Regions from separate parts of the Mus musculus genome. Here all the other regions are linked to region 1. Evidence: chromatin loops called from intact Hi-C (ENCODE). Cell type or tissue: left cerebral cortex. All regions are shown on one strand. Links, peaks and the distances in the headings refer to the core of each region. The heading gives the core; the rest is flanking DNA. Region 1 holds the start of Baz1b (bromodomain adjacent to zinc finger domain, 1B). Region 2 holds the start of Abhd11 (abhydrolase domain containing 11). Region 3 holds the start of Abhd11os (abhydrolase domain containing 11, opposite strand).

Region 1 (7,982 bases), core at 1,628-6,627:
GAATAGAGTATTTTTAAAATTAAACTTTGAAATATGTCTTGTTAGTACTTGACAGCTTCTTTCTACAAAGTTATGGGAGCTGAGTTGGGTGGGTGAGTGGTTGTGACAGCATCCTGTCCACTGGATGCCCTTTCAAATGTAAATGCTTTCAAGGCTGCCCGGCCTGGAATGCCAGCCCTCAAGAGCCTGAGGCGGGAGAATCTGGAGGTTTGGACTCGGCTTTCTGAGAAAACCCTGCCTCAGGAAAATAGACAAAGAAAATAGGCTTGAGAAAATGGTGCAGTGGGTAAAGCGTTTTACCTGGGGAGAGTGAGGACGATTTCCAGCCCCACCTAGGTAAGGCCAGATAGAGGACTGCCGTCCATTATCCCTGTGTTCCTATGTGAGGTGGGAGTCAGAAACAGACTTCCTGGGAGCTCAAGGGCCAGCTAACCTGGACTACACAGATGACCAAATGACAGTGGAAGGCAAGGACCAAACTTGAGGTGATCTTTTGACCTCCATATGAACCCTGGTACACGTGCTGACACTCATGTGAACACCCGTCATACGTGAGGATCTAGTGTATGTATGTATGTATGTATGTATGTATGTGCATGCATAAGTTCTATACATCCATTCCTAGGCAGGAGAGAGAGGTGGCTTGGTGGTTACAGGCAGCACGTACTGCTCTTACAGACGATCTGAGCTGAGTTCCCAGCACCTGCAGCATGGTTCATGACCAGAGGGGTTCTACCTTCCATACCACTTGAAACAAGGCACACTAGTGTACTTGTGGCACTGGAGATGGGTAGGCAGGAAGACCAGGGTCAGCCCTAACATGGTGGCACATGCCTTTAATCTCAGCACTTGAGAGGTAGAGGCAGGAGAATTTCTGTGAATTCAAGGCTGGTCTACATAGTTCTAGGTCAGCCAGAGCTACACTCTGACTCAAGAAAAAAGAAAGAAAGAAAAGAAAAGTTTAGGATGATCCTTTAGGCCAGCCTAGATTCCAAAGGACCCTGTCTCACAAACGAAGAAGGAACTGGAAACTCAGTTCCGCAGTTGAGAGCACTCCTTTAGAGCGGACTCGGGTTCAATTCCCAGAACCCACATGGATGCTAACAATGAAGGGTAACTTCAGTCCCAGGAGCTATGACATCTGCTTGTGGCCTCTGAGAGCGTGGCACACCTGTAGTGCAGTCATAAACAGAGACTAAACACTCATCCACATAAATAGTAAAACTTGGCCGGGCATAGTGGCATGCACCTTTAATCCTAGCACTAGAGAGGCAAAAAGCAAGTGACTGTGGGTTTGAGGCCCTGGTCTACAGAGTTCCAGGGCAGCCAGAGCTACATCTTGGAACTCTCTCAAAAGTAAATAAGATAATAACAAAAGATTCAGCTTGGTCATGTAGCTTTAAATGGCGCTTTTCCCGGCAGGAAACCAGCGACTGCTAACTGGGGAGCAGACACAGGAGGAGGTCTGTAGAGGATCCCTAGAAACTGCTGGCTTCAATCTCTGTCCTTTAGTATTAATTTGTTTATTCAAATGGGACAGAGCCTACATGGAATGAGTAATCATGCTAAAATTATGATTTACAAAGAAAAAAAAATAGTTGCACTGGGGGTGTAGCTCAGCTGGTAGAGAGAGCTTGCCTCTCATTCGAGAAGCCTCGAGTTGGACAGAGGCCCTGAACAGCAGAAATGGGGCAGCACACCACACCTGTGAGCCAGGCTCTGGGTGGCGAAACCAGAAGATGAGAGGTTTAAGGTCATTTTCACAGCTTTACAGTAAGACAGGCCAGCCTGGCTTGAAAGAGATCCTGCCTCAAAAACAAATCCAAAGCCTTGAGTTGTGCATTCTGTCAGAGGTGGGGGAGGGACTCAAAGGCCTGCCCCTCCCTGGGAATCTAGGAGAGTCAAAGCTGCTGGGAGAGGGAGCAGCATCTTCAGTGGTGTGGTGGCCTGTACATAAGCCCTCATCCATGCTCCTGCTAGGGGGCAGCACAAAACGCATTCTTTCTCTCTCACTCTCTCCGCCCCCTCCCCTCCCCCCCCCCCCCCCCAGAAAAACAAACAAGGGGCTGGTTAAGAGGACTGTTTGCTCTTCAGAGGTCATGAGTTCAATTCCCAGCAACCACATGGTGGCTCACAACCATTGGTAATTAGTTCAGGACATCAAAAGGAGGTTAAGAAAAAAAAGAAAAAGAAAAACAAAAAGAAAAAAAACAAAAAACAAAAAGCAAACCCTCAAAGATAACAATAACAAAACCAACAAGACAAAACATGAAGCAAAATAATAATAATACCAAAAATAATACCAAAAACAACAAAATATGAAAGTAGGTCCCTGTAGTGGTACATGGGAGGCAGAGGCAGGGAGATTTCTGAGTTTGAGGCCAGCCTGGTCTACAGAGTGAGTTCCAGGACAGCCAGGGGCACACACAGAATCCCTGTCTCGGAAAACCAAAAACAAACCAAACCAAACCAAAATTAAAATAACAAACAAACAAACCAGGCCAGGCAGTTAATACCAGCACTTGGGAGGCAGAGACAGGAAGATTTCTGAGTTTGAGGCCAGTCTGGTCTACAGAGTGAGTTCTAGAACAGCCAGGGCTACACAGAGAAGCCCTGTCTCAAAAGAAATACACACACACACACACACACACACACATATACATATTTATTATGAAAATGTTTGATGAACTCATTATTACACAAATACATATAAACAATATATGCTTTTTTTTTTTTTTTTTTTTTTTTTGAGACAGGACTTCTCTGTATAGCCCTCGCTGTTCAGGAACTCACTTTGTAGTCTCAGCACTAGTTAGCAGAAGGGACCAGGAGGAACACAAGCAGAAGTTCTCAGCTGTACCTCTCATGAGGAAGTGAAGATCAGCGAAGAGTGGATACTAACAAGCATTGCTCAGCCGGCTATCCCAGCAAGCAAGCTCAGCCTCTGTTATTGTCTGTTGAGTCCTTTGAGTTTTTTGGTGTATTTCTCTCTATGGAGTCCTGACAAATGTAGCCCAACTACAAAATATAAGGTGGACCGATACATGTGTGTCATTAGTGAAGAATCCTTCATCATATGTCCTTTCACAAGCTTGCAGAACATTCTTTCTCACATGTCTGCTTCAGTGAAACATTCCTTCACATGTTTGCCCCAGCAAAACACCATCCAACACAACTGGCTTTCCAAAGAACCCTCAAATTCCCACTTCAGATGGGTGTGCTTAGAACAATTGGAAGAAAAGATTCAGAAGGCAATGAGCAATCCAAGGTACAGAGGAGAGGTGGATGCAGCTAGGAGACTGAGGCAGGAGGCCTGTGGTTTGAGGCTGGCCTGGCTACATGGCATGAACCTGTCTCACAAAACCAGGATGGCAGTGCCAGGTGGTTCTGTCCCGGCCCAGTAAGCGCATTTTTCTTTACCTTCCCTTTTTTCTTTCATTTCTCCTTTCCTTCTTTTGCTTCCTGTCCCTACTCCACCCCCTTTATGATAGGCCATAGTCCTGCCTGACAAGTTGCCTCTCCTTCCCAGTGCTGGCATTCTGATCTTCACGACCACCTAGTATCAGATCCTCAACTCTCCAGCTTTTACTATTATTTTCTTGTGTGTGTGTCTGTGTGTGAATGTATGTTTTGCCTGTGTGTCTGTGCCCTACATGTGTACAGTGCCCAAGGAGACCAGAAGAGAGTGTCAGATCCTCTGGGACTGAACTTACAGATTGTTGTGAGCCACCATGTGGGTGCTGGGACTCAAACTCTAGTTCCCAGCAAGAGTAGCCAGTACTCTTAATTTTGAGTCATATCTCTGGCCCCAACGTTTATTTATTTATACATACATATCCTTTAATAGGATTTTAATTAATGAACTATACATTTAAATTTATTATTGTTATTGTTGGTTTCAGAGTCTCACTATGTACTTATTTATGTGAAGAGGTGGGGGTGGAGTGGGGGTGTGAAGGCATGCCCACATGCCTTCAGAGACCAAAAGAGGGCGCTAGAGCGTCTTTGACCTTTTGAACTGGAGTTAGTAATGGTTGAGAGCCATTGCATGTGGATGCTGGAATCCAACTCAGGTCTTCTGCAAGAGCAGTATGTGTTAACCTTAAGCCATCCCTTTAGGCCCATCTTTTTTAATAGTACATTTATTTTTATTTTAAATTATGTGTATGGGGGGGGTATGTATACAGGGTTGCAAGAATCTACTGCTCTGGAGTCACAGGCGATTGTGATCCTCCAACACAAAAACTGTGAATCAGACCCAGAATCTCTGGAAGAACTCTTAATTGCATGCGGAGTCACTTCTCCAGCCCCATGAGCTTAATACATATGTTTTCTAACATAGCTTTATTTATTTATTGTTATAGGGATTTGCTATTCAGCCTGTAAGACTGTAGCCCAGGTTAGTCACAAACTCACTTAGGACCGTCCAGCTTCAAAAACCTGCATCACTTAGTTGCACTATATACACACACACATATATATATATACACACACATATATATGAATGAATATAGTCTTTTACATATGTACATACAGAAAACCTTCTTTATTATTCTTCCGTTTATTTTACTTTCAAGATTTATTTTTAAATTGTGTATGTGTGCACACGTGGTGGGGGATGTTACGTGCACGTGAGTACGTGCACCTGAGGAGGCAAGAGGAATGGGAACTCCTGGAGCTGCAGCCGGAGGCAGGTTCCAGCTACCCGATGTGGGAGCTAAGAATTGAACTTGGGTCCTCTGAACGAGTACAAGATCTTAGCCCCTGAGTCTGCTCTGCGGCTCTTCCTCCACATATTTTTAAAGAAAGTTCTTCATTATCCTTCCCTGTAGTCCTTAAAAAACAGGCTGTTAATCTCCATTTCTCAATTACAGTGATGCCGCGTCGGGGAAGGTTGGGGTCCTAGTCGCCCCAATGCGGAACTTCAGTTTGGAGAGGGCCTGAGTTACTTCCCGCCCAGTACAGCTCCACCCGCGCATCCCCGGGCGTGGCCGAGCGCGGCCCCTTTAAGAAGGGGGGCGGAGCGCGAGTGGAAAGACAAAGCCCCTGGCCGCGCGCTCCCCCTCCCCCCTCCGGCGCAGCACACGGACAGTGAGTGCCCGGATGTCGGTGTCGCCGTCGGTGACAGATGGCGCAATGTCTGTATCAGTGACAGGGCTTTTTGCTCTGACCTCTTTGAGTCTTCCGCTTTTCGTCCTCCCCCTCCTACTGCTGTCCCATTACTTTTGAAGTCCGCCACTGGAGGCCCGCACGCCCGTCCCCGGCTCTTACATAACGTGACCTTTCACCTTTTCAGACTGCCCTCTGCTGCGCTGCAACTCAACTTCGCGGCTGGAGCCCAGGGGGCGGGACTCGACCTCGGAGCGGCAGCCTCTCTGAGCCAATAGGCTGCGAAGGCCGACGAGCCCTCCGCCTATCGGAGCCTCCGCCCCAGGGCGCCACGGAGAAGCAAGTTAGTCTGTGCGCTGGCCCGGCAGCGGGGGGGAGGAAGGGAATCTCCCGCCATTTTTCAATAATTTCCTCCCGTGCCCGCTGGAGAGGAGTCGTGACTGGCGGCCGCCGCGGCGGAGATCGGCGTGAGGTGAAAGGCGCCGGAAGGGGCGAGGAGAATCTCTCCGTTTTCTCCCCTCGAGGCGTCCCCCTGGCTTCCATGGCCGTGGCGCGGTCCCGCCAGCTCTGAGGGAAGCCGGAGTTCGCGCCGCCCTCTCACCCCTCCCCTCCCCCATCGCCCCGGGAGCCAGGCGCCTCGCTCGCTCGCTCGCCCCGGGGCTGCCGGGGCCTAGCGCTGCGCAGCAGAGCGGCCGAGCCTTCGGCGCTCCGTCCCCTGCCGGCGCCGCCGCGATGGCGCCGCTGCTGGGCCGCAAGCCCTTCCCGCTGGTGAAACCGCTGCCCGGAGAGGAGCCGCTCTTCACCATCCCGCACACTCAGGAGGCCTTCCGCACCCGGGAGTATCCTTTCTCCGCGCGCGGTGTGGACGCTCGGCCGCGGCTGCGCAGGGCGAGGGATGGAGATGGCGAGATGCGAATGGGCCGCGCGCGGCTCGCGGGGCAGCTGTCACCGCACGGGGCCGTCCGCGGGCCGTGATGCCCGGGGCCCTGCTTTACCCGGGCTTGGGAGCTCCGCGGCGAGATCCCTCCGGGCCGTCTCCAGCCGTCCTTCCCGGAACCGCGCGCCTCCATCCCTTTTCCCCTTACTTTGTCCCCGGGGCCTCGGTGGTGATCGCAACACCAATCCCCTCCTCCCCAACTTGGCTTCGGGCCCTAAATGACTAGGGAGGGTAGCCGGGTTCCCTTTGCGCATTTTATTTCTCTCTCCTTTCATAGAAATGAAACCGTCAAGTTTAAGTTTTTGAAATTGTACCGGCGCAGCCGCGTGATCCGGCTTGTGCAAGCCTCTACTGCGTCTTGAGTGGGCTGTGCGGGGACACTGATGTGGCTTGTGGGTTTTGTTTTTCTCCTCCGGAGTGGACTTTAGGCCAGGGATGAACTGACAGAACCGTAAATCACAAAACCTGGCATTAACTTTTTACCCACTGAAGATGGGAAGGAGCAGAAAGGTACATTGATGGTTCTGGTGGCCATTTATTTCCTAGAGAACACAGAAGTTTGACACTTAGAAGTTTCATTTTTCCGTCTTTTTTTTTTTTTTTTTTTTTTTGAGGGAGCGCTTCATGTAGCACCGGCTGGCCTCGAACTCAGAGAGGCTGGACACTGCATTCCCGATCCTGTCTGTCTGTCTGCCTGTCTCTCTGTCTCTCAATCTCTCTCTCTCTCTCTCTCTCTCTCTCTCTCTCTCTCTCTCTCTGGTACGTGAAACTGGTGTTTTAGAATACAAAGTCAGCATTTCCAATCATTACTTTAAGATTTCTTGACCAAGCATAGCCTCTTAGTTAAAAGTTGTAGTACTTCCCCCCCCCCCCCCCCCGCCCCCGGTAGGGGGAATGTTGAATCTTTTAAGGCTTATTTGTTTTTTAAAAAGCTAAGTTTCCTTACCAAACTTGCCTGTCCTGCTATCTTTACCACCCCTTTTCCTTTGGAAAGATTAGGTAAGAGCAGGAAGGATTCAAGTGAAGTATTTCAGTTTGCTCTTGGCCTTTGCCTCTTTCCTGCTTTGTTTTTTGTTGTTTCATTTTTAATTGTCTTGTAACCTAGGTTGATGTCTAAGGTAGGTGTTGGAAGCTAAGTGTGACGTTTTCCTTCCTAACTTCCCAAGTGATGGAATTGCCGATCACCTGTGTAGATTTAATAAAATGTTCTGAATATTTAGGATACTTTTACTCCCCTTCCTTTCCTCAATATTTGGGGAATTTACCGTAGGGCCCTGCACTATTAGTAAGCTCCATCCTGGGCCCTCTGGTTTTTTATTTTGAGTCAGGGCATCATTAAAATTGCTGAGACTGGCTGGGAACTCACCATGTGGCTTAGGCAGGCCTTGAACTTTTGGTTCTCCTGCTTTAGCCTCCCTAGTATCTGGGATTAATAGACCTCAGGACCAGCCAGTACAGCTTCAGCCCTTCTAGCATCAGTTCTGAAAGGCAGTGTCCACCTACAGAGATTATTTTCCACCTTTTAATTTTGTCTGTATAGATGTTTCCCTGCCTATGTGTCTATGGAGCACTGTGTGTCTGGAGCACCCTGGAGGCCAGATTTGGATTGTGAGCTACTGTGAGGGTGCTGGGGATTGAACCCAGGTTCTGTGCACTTAACCTCACTGTTGACTCTAAGCCCCAGTTGGGTTTTTGTTTTTGTTTTCTCTTTCTTTCAGTAGGGTCTCACTGTGTGGCTCTGTCAAGGATGGAACATTTTGTAGAGCAGATTGGCCTGAAACTTAAAGATCTGCCATTCCATACCTGTTCTAAGTTCTGAGATGAAAGGGTTCTTGCAGCACCATGCCTGGCCTCCATGTAGGTGTTTGCTTATGTATGCTTATGGCATTTCTGAGCTGAAAAGGGTCTTAGAGGTGGTCCAGATTTCCTGTCTGCT
Region 2 (7,982 bases), core at 1,928-6,927, 180 kb before region 1:
AGAAGAAGAAGAAGAAGAAGAAGAAGAAGAAGAAGAAGAAGAGGCGGCAGCAGCTGGGAGGTGGTGATATATGTCTCTTTAATCCCAACATGAAAGGCAGAGGCAGGTGGATGTCTCTGAGTTTGAGGCCAACCCAGGCTACACAGAGTTCCAGGACAGCCAGCTCTGTTAAAGAGAGAAACCCCTTTCTCAAAAACACAAACAAACCAAAAAAAAAAAAAGTTTGGGTTTAAGAGGGGAGCTGGGAATGTAGCTCCGTTGGTGAGTTCCTACTAAGCACGAGGGAAGTCTTGGTCCCTCCCCAGCTCTGCATAAAGCAGGTATGGCAGCACACACTTATGAACTTGTGATCCCAGCACTGTAGAAGGGGAGGCTGGAGGATCAAGAGTTCAAGGCAATCCACCCTATATGAAAGAAGAAAGAAAGAAAGAAAGAAAGAAAGAAAGAAAGAGAGAGAGAGAGAGAGAGGGAGGGAGGGAGGGAGGGAGGGAGGGAGGGAGGGAAGGAAGGAAGGAAGGAAGGAAGGAAGGAAGGAGGGAAGGAGGGAAGGAGGGAAGGAAGGGAGGAAGGAGGGAAGGAAGGAAGGAAGGGAAGGGAAGGGAGGGAGGGAGGGAGGGAGGGAGGGAGGGAGGGAGAGTCTGAAGATTTGTTGCCCTTTCAGAGGAATCAGGTTCAATTCCCAGCACCCACATGGTGGTTCACAATCATCTGTCCATACACCAAGGATCCACTGTCTTCTGGCCTCCCTGGGCACTGGACATGCACATGGTACACAGACATATATGCAGGCAAAGTACCCATACAATACAATAAAAAAAAATGAGGGGCTGGGGAGATGGTTCAGCAGTTAAGAGCTCCGACTGCTCTTCTGAAGGTCGTGAGTTCAAATCCCAGCAACCATATGGTGGCTCACAACCATCCATAATGAAATCTGATGCCCTCTTCTGGGGTGTCTGAAGACAGCTACAGTGTACTTACATATAATAAATAAATAGATCTTTTTTAAAAAATGAGATAAAGTAAAATGAAAATAGAGAAACCTACAAGCAAATTCAAGGAAAGGAAAGAAAAAGACCAACCTCTCCCAGCTTTTGGATCATACAGAGCTTAGGTGTCCCTGTTAAGCATCTAATAACTCTCCATGGCCAACACATCAAGCATACTCAGCCCAGTGCGGATTCTTTGTGAGCTCGGAATAGAAGGAAGTAGCTCCCCTTCCCTGGAGGGAAGCCTGGGAGTTAGAACATGGTCTGTTTCAGCCTTGTCCTGAAGGGTGGAGGAAAGATGGGCCCGCGTATCCCTGGTCAGTCTCCTGTTAGTTGGTACTTGACTGGACACCTAAGGAAATTTTGCCTAAGTATTTCTTCAGCCCTCTTCAGTACGCCACATTTTTTGTGTAGGGGGCTAGAGTTTGAACTCAGGAAATCATGAATTAACAGGGCAAGGACTCCACCACTGAGCTGTATTCTTTTGTTTTTGTTTGCTTGATTGATTGTTCGAGACAGGGTCTCTATAAGCCTGACTATCCAGGAATTTCCTTTGTAGACCCGAGACCCGATGTGCACTGTGCACATTCAGTACCCCTGGAAGCCAGAAGAGAGCATTGGATCCCTGGAACTGGAGTTAGTGACAGTTGTGAGCTGCTATGTGGGTGCTTAGAAATGAAGCCAGTTCCTCTGGAAGAGCAGTCAGAACTTGCATCTGCTGGGCCATCGCCCCAGCCCCTTGGAGGTCCTTTAGTAGACTTAAATTATAGTCAAATCCTTTGTGAATGTGGGCTAGAAATGAGTAGTGTCAGGCTGAGTATGGTGGCACATGCCTTTTGTCTCAGGGATGCAGAGGCAGGAGGATCTCTGAGTTGGAGGCCAACCTAGTCTATGGAGCTAGTTCCAGGGCAGCCAGGGCTACACAGAGAAACCCTGTCTGGAAAATAAAAGTTAAAGTGTGGATGCTTGGTGAGAGAGACAGCAGTTAACATTGTATCCTAAAACAGGGCGAGGCTTGGTGGCTCAGGTCTATAATTCCTGTTATCCATGGGGCTAAGTGAGAGGGCCAGATGTTCAAGGCCAGTATGGGTTGATTAGTAAGACTCTGTCTCAAAGTCAAAGGTAAAAAGAGGGCTAGGAGGCCCTAAGTTCAATCCTTGGTACCATTCAAAAATAAAGGATATGATTTAGTGGCTGCACTTGCAGAGGACCTAGGTTTGATTCTTAGCACCAACATGGTGGCTCACGGTCATAATTCCAGTCCCAGGAGATCTGATGTCCTATTCTGGTACATTCAGGCACCAGACAGGCATGTGGTACACAGACATGCATGTAGGCCAAACACATATACACATCCCATAAAATACAGCAAAATATATTTAAAGGGCACAGGATCGCAGGAGGAAGAAAAGCCACATGCTCTCTGTCATACGCAAATCTAGCCAATAAAATATGTAGATATGCAACATATGTACACGTGAGAACCAGAGGAACATAAATGGGAGTGGGGTGGGGTGGTGGTGGCATACGCTTTTAATCCCAAAACACAGGAGGCAGGTGGATCTCTGAGTTTGAAGCCAGCATGGTCTACAGAGTGAGTTCTAGGACAGCCAGGGCTACACAGAGAAATCCTATCTCAAAAAACCAAAAAGAAGAAGAAGGAGAAGAAAGAAAGAAAGAAAGAAAGAAAGAAAGAAAGAAAGAAGGGAGGGAGGGAGGGAGGGAGGGAGGGAGGGAGGGAGGGAGGGAGGGAGGGAGGGAGGGAGGGAGGGAGGGCATGCCTTTTCCCTCCTTGGGCGTCTGAAGGCAAGGTGGGTCACCAGCAGCTCTACCTGGAGTCACCCACGGAAGGTCAGCCAGGGTTCCCGCTCTTGCTGTATCTGCTCTAACCACCACGGTCTGATCCACAAATACGGGCTGAACATGTGCCGCCAGTGCTTCTGTCAGTACTCAAAGGACATAGGCGTCATTAAGTTGGACTAAGCGACCTTGAATGGATTGTTCGACTAACTACCAAGTGGAACCGATCATGCTAGTCTTTGTGCACAAAGAATAAAAATGTGAAGAACTTAAGAAAGAAAGAAAGAAAGAAAGAAAGAAAGAAAGAAAGAAAGAAAGAAAGAAAGAAAGAGCATGCAAATATAGGTCACAAGAAAGGACTGAATGCAGGCACTGGACACAAAAACTGGAAGAGGATACAAAGATAACTGTTTTCTAGTTCTAACTCTGTCACGGATCTTTAGGTTTTGATAGTGAATAAGTGCAGAAAGCATATTTTTTGATACTGAAAGTATAAAATGTATTGTGTGAGAGGGATTTGCTTATTTATAAATCACTTTATAACACAGCGTTTATTCAATAGATAACCATAGAAAGATAATCTAAGGCAGGCAGGTGTGGTGATGCAGGCTTGGACACTCAGTGTGGATCATGCAACAGGATCATGCATAAGCTCTGGACCGACACACACATGTGAGGGCACCTTGGGTTGCATACTGATATCCTGTCTCAAAACAGAACAAAAACAATCAAAAAGGAACATCTGGGGTTCCAGAATCTGGGAGATGGAGGCAGGAGGATCAGGAGTTCAAGGCCAGCCTAGGATACATAAGATCTTGTCTAAAATCAAGCAAAACAAACAAACAACAACCATAAACCAGTTGTCAGGTGTAGGCACGTATCTTTGATCTCAGCACTCTGGAGACAGAGGCAAATGAATCTCTGTGAGCTTGAGGCCAGCCTGGTCTACATAGTGAGTTCCAGGGCAGTCAGAGCTGTATAATAAAGAGACCCTGTCTCAAAACCAAGACAGGTTGGAGACTCAGGAATTAAGAGCACATGATGTTCTTGCTGGAGTATGGTCCCCAGGACCCACAGGGTGGCTCACAACCACCTGCAATTCCAGTTCCAGGAGATCCTATGCCCTCCTCTCAACTCTGAAGGCACAAGGTACAGGCGTGGTACACAGACATACATTCAAGCAAACACTCAGACACATAAAGCAAAATAAATAAATCTGTGTGTGTGTGTGTGTGTGTGTGTGTGTGTGTGTCTAGGCAACTAGTGGCACCGAAGGCCACCAGCGCTGACAAAGAACAAAAGGGACCTAAGAGCCAGAGGCTTGGTGCCCGGCTGAGGATGCTGGGAAGGACTCTGGAGGGTTTGAAGTGCTACTTCAGTAACAAGGAGTCCTGAAGGCGCCCCAGCAGATGTGTTTGCTATGACCAAACCAGCTCCGGAACTGCTAAAGGATGGACCGCAGCAGAAGAGGGCTGCGGGGACTTTCCCTAGACTATGAGGGGAGACAGCAGGGGGCAGGCTTTCTGGGGGAAATGGGTGCAGAATGCGGTGCAGTCTGGGCAGAGGGTTGCCACTCTCTGCTAATGGCGGGTTGTTAATGAGGGCTCTTTCTTCCTTCCTTTTTTCTTTTTTGAGACAGAGTTTTTCTATGCATTTCTAGATGTTCTTGGACTCTTATATACAAGGCTGGCCTTGAACTCATAGAGAACCGCTTGCCTCTGCCACCAATGTGTGGGATTAAAATTGTAGCCACTACACCTGGCCCGGAGCCATCTCTATTCAGTGCAGGTAACTACAGTACAAATCCCTGGCTAAGGGTTTAATCCTGGTTTTTCAAATTGACCTGGACCAGGAACGGAAGACTGGACTAAGACTCTGGTTCTGCCTGTTGGCCCAATCCTTTGCCCTTTCTGCACCTCAGTTAATCGATTAAGTGAGGAGATCGAGCGAAAGCCCCTTCCTCCTAGGTGTTTCCTGTGAGGAGACAGAGAGACAAAGCACTCGTGCTCTGGGGAGCCTGACAGGGCTCCCAACTACGGAGCAAGGCGCCAGAGAGCTGGCGGGAGCTGGAACAAGAATCACTCCTGGCGCCTCCTGACCATGCCGGAGGCACAGAGAGCATGGTACCCACCCAGGGCGGTGCCTGAGGACAGAGGAGCAGGCCAGGTGGGGTCCGCTCGCCAGCCGAGAAAGGACTTCTCAGTTTGCTAGGGACACGCCCCACACTTGCGCCTCGAACTGAGGACCTCTGATCGCCAGTAGGGAAACACTAGAAGACTAAGAAGCTCTTAAAAGAAGAGGCGTGGCCTACGACGTTGTCAAGGGGTTCAGGGAAGTGTGCACAGAACCCGGCAGGATTACGTAATGGCGCAAAAGCCGGTGCCACAATCGGGTAGCTCCGCCCAAGGCGTGGTCAAGGAGTCCAATTCCGGGAGCTAGAGCAGTTTAAAATGTTGCGAAACCGTGCAAGGGCCTCTTACAGCCCCGCCTACGATAGGGCGTGGCCAAGGAACTGAACTCGCAGATGCATGCAAAGTGGGAATTACGTAATGATGCAGGAGGCGGTCCCAGAGTCCCCGGTGGCTCCGCAAGGTGTGGCTAAGAAGCCTACGTCCGGGTGCCTGGCAGTGGCTACGACGGTTGAGTGACGGTGCGAAGAACAAGCCAGTTGGTGACCCCGTCCAGGGCGTGGCAGGGGCTCACAGATCTAAAGGGGATTGTATATTGTCCCAGAGGAGGGACCAGTCCCACGTAGCGCTTCCCTGGTCCTGGTCGGGAACTGGTCTCTAAGCGGCTCACAGCGTCTGTAGGAATTGCGTAGTGGCGCAAGGGGGCAGGGCTAGCGCTGTATGGCTACGCCCAGCCTGTTACCAAGCCAGCTAGTCCTACAGACCAGGCTCAAAGTGGCTGCAGGAAATGTGTAACGTGCAAGGGCTGGGGTCGTCTAGCGGCTGCGTCCAAGAAGCTTCTGCTTTGGGAGGGGGCTGAACTGACTCCGGGAATACATTAGACCACGTGGCCTAAAGTGGCGCCTCGATGGGGGGGGGGCGGGGGAAAAGGCGGAGCCCTAGTTGGAATAGACAGGGCTCTGAAAGGCGGAGCGTGCGCAGGACAGCCCTAGGAAGCACACTTTGCGGGCTGTGGGCATGCTCCGCTGGGCGCGAGCGTGGAGGGTCCCCCGTGGGGTACTCGGTGCCTCCTCTCCCAGGCGTTTGGCGGTTCCTGTCACGTTCTGTAGCAGCCGCAGTAGTGGCCAAGAAAACGCCGATCTGAGGTCAGCCAAGGGCACTGGGAGGGTTGTTCTCCACTGGTCCACTTCGCACGCGGCTTAGCTGGCCCCGCCTCTCCTTTGGCCTCGCCCCTTTTTTCTTTCACTCTCTCCTCCCCCTTACTCCATGGTGGCCCCCACCTTCCAGGCCGCTGCCGCTGTCTTATAATCTTCTAGATGGAGACGCGACACTCCCAGCCATCGTCTTTTTGCATGGGCTCTTCGGCAGCAAAACCAACTTCAACTCCCTCGCCAAGGCAATGGTTCAGAGGACTGGCCGGAGGGTGAGCTTCCGGATGGGGCGGTGCATGGGTGGGCGGGGGCTAAGGGGTAAGGCTGAGGGCAGTGGACCTAGTTTCAATCACTCAGGTCTGGGCTCTTGGTGACCTGAAAATGGAAAGTTTCAGTGCCCAGTAAACCGTAAAACATCTATGAAGAGGCCTGGTCCTGTAAGATGCCCCACAGTTAGTCCATTTATGTTACTGAGACATAACAGGTCTCTTTGTCAGGTCCCAAAGAAACTTGGGACAATTTTGTGGCACCTACTAGCATGCCAAAGCACACTCTAGCCTCCTGGCTTACTCAGTACGAGTGGCAGCTCTCTGCTCTTGTTACCCCCGACCCCTTACTATAAACCTTTCCAGTCCAGAGGCTTCCCGTCCCCCAGCGTCTCTTTCCTGTTAACCCAGCCATTTAAGCCATTTGCTCCCTGACTACTCTGATCCTCCTTTGGTCTGCATGCCCTCTCTCCTTGGCACCTGAAGTTCTCATTTGATCTCCACATGTACACCATGGCACGTGCTTGCGAAGATATAACTTGCGCACATGCATACATGTGTGTATATAATAAAGCAACTAAGGAAGTTGCTCAATATTAACCTCTGCACGTGCGCATGCGCGCGCGCACACACACACACACACACACACACACACACACATACACACACATACTTATGTCTCCAGACTTCTCTCCCTAGCTGCTCTGTGGACCCTATCAGGCTTTTCGTTGTCTGTAGTCAAAGTAACACCATTCCTGTTTCACCCCCATCGCAGGTGCTGACGGTGGATGCCCGGAACCACGGTGACAGCCCCCACAGTCCAGACGCAAGCTATGAGGCCATGAGTCAGGACCTTCAGGGCCTCCTTCCACAGCTGGGTCTGGTGCCCTGCGTCCTCGTTGGCCACAGCATGGGAGGAAAGACAGCCATGCTCCTGGCACTGCAGAGGGTAAGCTACACCTATCTGGGTCCTCTTAATGCACTCTAAGCCCATTGATAACGTGGGACTCATCCACACTTTGGATGGCCAGGTCCAGAAACTCTGCTGGCGGCTCAGAGTTTGTCTGGGACCTGCTCTGGTCTGATTCTGTCTCCCAGCCAGATGTTGTGGAACGATTGGTTGTTGTAGACATAAGCCCGGTAGGAACCACACCTGGATCACACATTGGAGCCTTCATAGCAGCCATGAAGGCTGTTGAGATCCCAGAGAAGGTGCCGCACTCCCAAGCCCGAAAACTGGCGGATAAGCAGCTTAGTTCGGTTGTCAAGGTGACGCACGCCCCCCCCCCCTTTCCCCATGGTGTGTGTCAGAGGAAAAGTGGTGGGTGGGCCTCACAGGGAGCCCCTTCACAGCTGCCAGGTCTCCCCACAGGAAGCGGGCATTCGGCAGTTCCTGCTCACTAACCTGGTAGAGGTGGGTGGGCGATTCTCCTGGAGACTGAACTTGGATACGTTAGCTCAGCACTTGGACAAGATAATGACCTTTCCTCAGCAACGTGAACCCTACTCGGGGCCAACTCTCTTCCTGCTTGGTGGAAATTCTACATATGTACAGTAAGCCGGTGTGGGACCATAGGAAGGGGCATGCTTTGCCCACCACCAGCTATGGGAGCCTGCGTGGGCTAGGGGAGGCGGGGTATCTGGGAGCCT
Region 3 (6,805 bases), core at 1,216-6,215, 170 kb before region 1:
TTAATGAATAAAGACAGTTCCCCTTTAAGCCCTGGATCCGTTTTCACCACCGTCGCCCCCACTGACCCCGGGAGAGTTGAATCCAGGAACTTCTGCCCGGGCTTGTGTTCTCGTGTGTTCCCAGGGTGCCTCTGGGCTCTCCCTGCAGCTGACTCCGCACCCGCTCTCGAACCATATGCTGCATGTCTTCCTGGGCACGGGAGAGAGAGCAGGTCCGAGGCAATCCCTGGGGACGGAGGGGCGGAGGGGCGTCTTCCAAGACTCCCGACTCAGAGGCTCCACCCTACCTCCCAGGCCTCCACCTCCTGTTTCAGCTTCAGTTTCTCCTGCAGGACCTCCAGCAGCTGAGCCTCCACTGTGCGCAGCCTGGCTCGACAGGAGTCCAGCTCCTCTTCCACCGCGCGCTTCCTACAGGCAGTGGGGGATGGGGGTGGGGGTGTTCCAGTGGCTGTCTTCTGGAAATATCTGGAGCCCCCTTCCTCTCCTCTAGTAGGAGTGAGTCCCCACTTCCCCCTCCTCCACCCCACCCCCACCCCCAGAGTTTCTCTCACTTAGCAATGGCTTCATCCCTCTCCTGCAGTACTTGCTCCAGGGAAGGTTCCGCCCGGGTGTCCCCCAGTGCTCCTGCCGCTTGGGATTCTGGGTTCTGTTGGGGAGTGATGGATGAGGAGGCAGTGACCTGGGGCTTGTCAGAAGGAGAAGCCTCACCCTGGGTCCTTCTGCCCTGCCTCTGCCCTGCCTCATGCTATTTCCACTCAGTTTTACCACCCTTTGCCTCCAGGGGGTGCTGCGCCGGCATCTTGTAAAGGAGACCCTTAGTCTGGCTAGCCGGGAAGTAGACTATGGGACTTTGCAGAATGGACAGTGTTTGAAGCTCCTGAGGAGAAAGGAGTTCCCACACAGCCCTACAGAAATGCTACTGAGTGCTCTGGAGTCGCTTACCTTTCTATGAGCTTAGAGAGTCAAGGCCTGGTGACTGAGACTTGTCAGTTGGTAGAGGCTAGAAGACAGAGCCCTTTGCCCTTCCAGGCAAGGCACTCCCTAGCAGACTCCACCTACAGGAGGACAGCCTGGGGCAAGGAGCAAGTGCACCTCCCTCTTAACACCTTGGAAGGCCCCAAGCCTTTTCCCCAATTCTTGCCGTCTGTCGCCTCCAGGGGGCGCTCCACCCGTGTCTCAGAGGAACAGACAACCTAGGTTTAGTTTAGTTGTAATGCCAAGCATCAGGCAGTGTCTCGTCTAGTCTCCGCCCCCCCTCGCCCCCCCCCCCCGCCCTGCCACGAGGGGTTGACTCTGTGCTAGTTCTTCAAGGAATCATCTGCCCCCAGAATTCTTTTTTTTTTTTAATTAAAGATTTATTTATTATTATATGTAAGTACACTGTAGCTGTCTTCAGACACACCAGAAGAGGGAGTCAGATCTTGTTACAGATGGTTGTGAGCCACCATGTGGTTACTGGGATTTGAACTCTGGACCTTCGGAAGAGCAGTCGGGTGCTCTTACCCACTGAGCCATCTCTCCAGCCCGCCCCCAGAATTCTTATCCCACCTCAAGAGGAAAAAAACAAAAACCCAAGGAACCAGGCATGCTTACCATTTTATTTTTTTTGTTTTGTTTTGTTTTGTTTTGTTTTTCAAGACAGGGTTTCTCTATGTCACCCCGGTTATCCTCTGTAGATCAGGCTGGCCTTGAACTCAGAGACCCACCTACCTCTGCCTTCTGAATGCTGGGAATAAAGGCGTGCGCCTCCACCGCCTGGTTCATTACCAATAGCTTGAATCCCATCTTACCTTTATGCTGTTACTAGTATACCCCAAACACGCAGTGCCTGGGAAGCAGTCTAACTGAACTCAGCATTTCCAAGCTGAGGGACTTTTGTTTGTTTTGAGATAGGGCTTCTCTGTGAGACACCACTGCTTGACTCTAAAATGACCACCAATCCATATTGGAAATAGAAAAATACTTTTGAGATTTTGAGCATCTCTTTTGTTGTTGTTTATTTGTTTTTGGTTTTCTCTGTATAGCCCTGGCTGTCCTGGACCTCACTCTGTAGACCAGGCTGGCCTCGAACTCAGAAATCTGCCTCCCAAGGGATTCTACTAGGCAGGGGCTCTACCACTGAGCCACGCCCCCAGCCTCTCACTGGGGGATTCTAGGCAGATGCTCTACCATTGAGCCATACCCCAGCCCATAATATAGCATTTTGTATAAGGGACTTGAGCATCTCAGCATCCTAAGATTGGATAATGGTAGAGAGGTTTTTGTTTTTTGTTTTTTGTTTTGTGTGGCCTTAGCTATCCTCTGTAGACCAGGTTGACCTTGAATTTAGAGGAAACTCTGCCTCCTGAGTGCTTTGGTTTATTTATTTATTAATTTATTTATTTAATCTATGTATACGAGTACACTGTAGTTGTCCTCAGACACTCCAAAAGAGGGCATCAGATCCCATTACAGATGGTTGTGAGCCATCATATGGTTGCTGGAAATTGAACTTGGGACCTCTGGAAGAGCAGTCAGTGCTCTTAACCACTGAGCCATCTCTCCAGCCCGGTTTACACCTGTAATCCTGTACTCGGAGGCAGAGGCAGATCTCTTGAGTTTGAGGCCCACCTGGTCTACAGAGCTGAACTGAGTTATGTTGAACTAGGTCCCGCTCTTTCCCCCAGACAGGGTTTCTTTGTGTAGCCCTGGCTTTCCTGGAACTAGCTCTGTAGAGGCAAAATCACATTGAAAGTCTTCTCAGAAACTACATGGAAGATGCATTCTAGGGCTGGTGAGATGGCTCAGTGGTTAAGAGCACCGACTGCTCTTCCAAAGGTCCTGAGTTCAAATCCCAGCAACCACATGGTGGCTCACAACTGTCTGTAATGGGATCTGATGCCCTCTTCTGGTGTGTCCGAAGACAGCTACCGTGTACTTACATATAATAAATAAATAAATCTTTTTTTAAGAAAAAGATGCATTCTAAAGATAGGATATATGTGTTACTCTTTTTCCCTCTCTTCTGAATCTGGGAAAACGCACATATACATTAAAAAGAAAAGAAATTGCTTTACAGTTTTTTACCTCTTCATTTGTGTTTCCTTATGCCATATCAAAAACATTCCTTCGTAATACAGGGGTAGCTCGGTGGCTGAGCCCTTGTTGCAGAGTTCAGTTCTCAGCACCCTTGTCCGGTGGCTCAAGACTTCGTGTACTTCCAGCCCCAGAGGATCCGATACCTCCAAAGGCATCCATGCACACAATAAACACCTTGTGGGTGTAGCTCAGCAGTAGAGCATCTGCCTAGAATTCCCCCTACTGAGGGGTGACTTGGTAATAGGGTGCATGTGTGAGACTCTGGGGTTTATCCCCAACTCAAAAACCACGTTGGGGGTAAAGCTTCCTCCTCCTTCTCCAGGCACATTCAGCCCCTTATACTTCTCTGTCTCCCTCTTTCACTGGCAGCGGGGGGTGTCACTGCCAGGGTGTCTTTGCCGCCACCTTCTGAAGGGAAGGCAGCTAGACAAGCGAAGCAGTACCACCTTTGGCCTGAAGGTGGCAGCAGCCCCCAAGAGCAAAGATCCCATGAGCTGCCCCTACTCCCTCAACGTGTGAAATGGAAACCCTCCCCAGGGTGGTGGGCAATTCCCAGGGTTCCTTTGTAAAAAATATCTGTTCACCTGACTCCGCATGTGCTTTCTGCTCACTCTATCTAGTGACACCTCTGGAATCAAGGGGCATGACCCAGTGTGGGTGGTGGTGGTAGCGGCACTGGCATGGAATCCCAGCATTGGAGAGGTGAAGGCCGAAGAAAAAGGAATTCAAGATCATCCTTGGTTACATATCAAGGTTAAGGCCATAGCAGGCATAGTGGCCAAGCCTTTAATCCTAGGACTCAGAGGCAGAGACCAGCCTGGTCTACACAGCGAGTTCCAGAATAGTCAAGGCTACACAGAGAAACCTTGTCTCAAAAACCAAAGAGGAGGGAAGGAAGGGAGGGATGGAGGGAAGGAAGAAAAAGTAGGAAGAGGCTAGCCTGGGGTAAATGAGACACCGACTCTACAGGTGTTTTCCAGCCCAACCCTCATCTGAACTCCAGGGCATACTTGTCTGCTGGCTTTCCCATGGAGCTGTGATGGAGAGCTCAAATTTAAGAATACCAACCACAGTCCAGTGATATCCTTTCCCCTGTGGCATCCTAATCCTCCCCCTCCCTCCCCACTCCCCGTCTGTCTCTCTGCCCTGTGAGATAGGCACCCTGAATGGCCTTGGCTGTTGTGGAACTCACTGTGTAAACAAAGCTGACCTTGAACTAGGTCGCTGCCTTCTGCATTTGCCTTCCCAGAATTGAGGTTAAAGGTGTGAGCTACACACAGTTTTATTTTGAATTTTAAGTTTATGAGTATTTTGCCTGATGCCTACAGAGGCCAGAAGAGGGCGTCAGAGCTGCTCTTCCTTATGGGAGCTGAGACCCAAACCCAGGTCTTCTGAAAGATCGGCAGGTGCTCATTTTTTTATCAATCAATCTATTTATCTATCTATTGGGCTTTTTTTTTTAATATTTATTTATTTATTTATTTATTTATTTATTTATTTATTTATTTATTATATGTAAGTACACTACTGTAGCTGTCTTCAGACACTCCAGAAGAGGGCATCAGATTTCGTTACGGATGGTTGTGAGCCACCATGTGGTTGCTGGGATTTGAACTCAGGGCCTTTGGAAGAGCAGTCAGCACTCTTAACCGCTGAGCCATCTCACCAGCCCCCTATTGGGCTTTTTTTAAAGACAGGGTTTCTCTGTATATTCATTTTTTTGTTGTTTTATATATTCATTTATTCATTTTGAGTCAGGGTTTTTCTGCACAGCCCTGGCTGTCCTGAAACTCACTCTGTTGACCACTCCGGCCTTAAATTCAAGGGATCTGTCTGCTGAGTGGTGGGATTAAAGGCATGCGCCACCATAGTCTGGCTTAATTTTCTTTTTAATTTTGTGGATGTGGGTCTGTGCCATAAGTGTGGGTGCCAATGGAAGCCAGAGATGTTGGATCCCCTGGGGTTGTAGTTACAGGTGCTCATGAGCCGTCATGTTGAACTGAGGACTGAACTCAGCTCCTCCGCAAGAGCAGCACTCTCTGTTAACCTCTGAGCCATCTCTCAGGTCCTGGACTACTTTAAAATACACACACACACTATAATAAAAGCATTTATTTATGTATTTATTTACCTTTCAAGACAGGGTTTCTCTGTACAGCCCTGACTGTATTCTGGAACTTGCTTTGTAGACCAGGCTGGCCTTGAACTCACAGAGATCCACTTACTTCTGTCTCCCAAGTGCTGGAACTAAAAGGCATGTGCCACCACTGCCTAGCAACTCTTTTTTAAAAAGGACAATAACCAGGCTGGCGAGATGGCTCAGCGGTTAAGAGCACTGACTGCTCTTCCGAAGGTCCTGAGTTCAAATCCCAGCAACCACATGGTGGCTCACAACCATCTGTAATGGGATCTGATGCACTCTTCTGGTGTGTCTGAAAACAGCTACCGTGTACTTACATAGAATAAATAAATAAATCTTAAAAAAGAAAAAAAGGACAGTAACCATTATTCAAATACTGAGTTCTGTTGGCCCCACCTTTAGTAGGTGTTACAATCCAGCTCTTTCTTTCACCACCGTTGTCTGCCACCCTGCCTTCAGGACACAGCTTATGTGTGTTCCTCCCCTCAACCCCTGTCAGCCTGTTAACCTGAAACAATCCTGTTAAAGCCTATGGTGGACTCTACCCATGCCTCTTCTGCCCAGCAATGATAGGCTAAGATCGCTTGAAGCTTCTTGAGCCCACTTCCTCCATGGACTCTGGCTTCATCTCTTCCGAGGTCTTCCTTACCCACAATGCCCCAGGCTTCCTCACTTCCCTGATGTCCCACACACATGCTAGACACTCTTCCTGGTCACTGCTGTGGTACATACTGTCCCCTCAGCCCCAAGCGCTCTTCCCTGCATGGTTTACCCCTCCCCTCCTGAAATTTCCTCAAAAGCTGTCTTCTCAACAGAGACCATTTATTTCAAGTGGGAGCGGGGCTGGACATGATGTCGCCCGCCTTCAGTCCCACCCTGCACTGGGAGGCAGAGGTTAGGGTTCTTTATGAGTTTGGGGCCAGCCTGCTCTACATAGCAAGTTCCAGGCCAGCCAAGGCTACATGCTGAAACCAGAGCTATGCGATGAGATTCACTTTGGGCGACATGAAACTCTTGATTTATTTACTTATTTGTTTGTTGTTTTAGTTTTTGGAGGCAATCTCTGTGTGTAGCCCTGGCTGTCCTGGAACTTGCTCTGTATGTAGATCAGGTTAATCTCAAAACCAGTGATCCCTTTGTGTCCGCCTAAGGAGTGCTGGGATTAAAGGCATGCCCCACCAGGCCTCCTAGTTGAGACTCTGAGTTAAAGAATATAGACATCAAAAGGACCTGGTGGAGGTGGGGAGAGGTTGGCTCAGTCAGTGAAGTGCTTGTTTTGAAGTGTGAGGATCAGTTGGATCATCAAAACCCACTTGAGAAAACTAGGAATGGTGGCACGTCCTTGTAGGCACAGTGCTGGGGAGATGGAGGCAGGAGGATGCCTGGCCAGAGAGTATCACCTGCTTAGTTCCAGAGCAGTGACCAACTCTATCTCAAAAGTGTGTATATGGAGGTGTGGGGTGGGGCCTGGGGGTGGGGGTGGCTGGAGAATTGGCTCAGCAGTTAAGAGCACTGTCTGCTCTTGCAGAAGACCAGGGTTCAACTCCTAGCAACCACATGGCAGCTCAACGTTGTCTATTCTCCAGT

Evidence for each region. A loop is a pair of places that touch in the nucleus more often than their neighbours do. Peaks named below come from ENCODE experiments on the same cell type or tissue, not always from the same donor. Only the 100,000 strongest peaks of a DNase experiment are listed, where the experiment ranks them.
Region 2: a loop joins it to region 1, with 3 times the contacts of the local background. A loop is called at or near these places in 18 of 42 quality-filtered maps.
Region 3: a loop joins it to region 1, with 3 times the contacts of the local background. A loop is called at or near these places in 18 of 42 quality-filtered maps.

The regions. Positions count from the first base shown.
Region 1 is chr5:135,181,809-135,189,790 of GRCm38, forward strand. Baz1b (bromodomain adjacent to zinc finger domain, 1B) reads left to right here and starts at 5,515. Exons shown (of 19, transcript NM_011714.2): 1 at 5,515-5,948. The coding sequence starts at 5,842. It overlaps Bcl7b (B cell CLL/lymphoma 7B), which reads left to right. Exons shown (of 6, transcript NM_009745.2): 6 at 1-44. In left cerebral cortex, for the core only: CTCF peaks have their summits at 1,946, 4,004 (motif pointing right), 5,343 (motif pointing left) and 5,577; DNase peaks (open chromatin) are centred at 5,091, 5,322, 5,974 and 6,232; H3K4me3 peaks cover 2,219 bases; H3K27ac peaks cover 2,695 bases.
Region 2 is chr5:135,003,780-135,011,761 of GRCm38, forward strand. It overlaps Abhd11 (abhydrolase domain containing 11), which reads left to right and starts at 5,520. Exons shown (of 6, transcript NM_145215.2): 1 at 5,520-6,060; 2 at 6,203-6,338; 3 at 7,108-7,281; 4 at 7,431-7,601; 5 at 7,705-7,886. The coding sequence starts at 5,933. It also overlaps the pseudogene Rps29-ps. In left cerebral cortex, for the core only: CTCF peaks have their summits at 4,304 (motif pointing right), 5,004 and 5,620; DNase peaks (open chromatin) are centred at 4,623, 5,261, 5,922 and 6,083; H3K4me3 peaks cover 2,294 bases; H3K27ac peaks cover 2,002 bases.
Region 3 is chr5:135,012,143-135,018,947 of GRCm38, forward strand. Abhd11 (abhydrolase domain containing 11) reads left to right here. Exons shown (of 6, transcript NM_145215.2): 6 at 1-33. It overlaps Abhd11os (abhydrolase domain containing 11, opposite strand), which reads right to left and starts at 1,015. Exons shown (of 4, transcript NR_026688.1): 1 at 943-1,015; 2 at 552-646; 3 at 288-408; 4 at 1-190. In left cerebral cortex, for the core only: CTCF peaks have their summits at 3,534 (motif pointing right) and 4,400 (motif pointing right); a DNase peak (open chromatin) is centred at 3,526.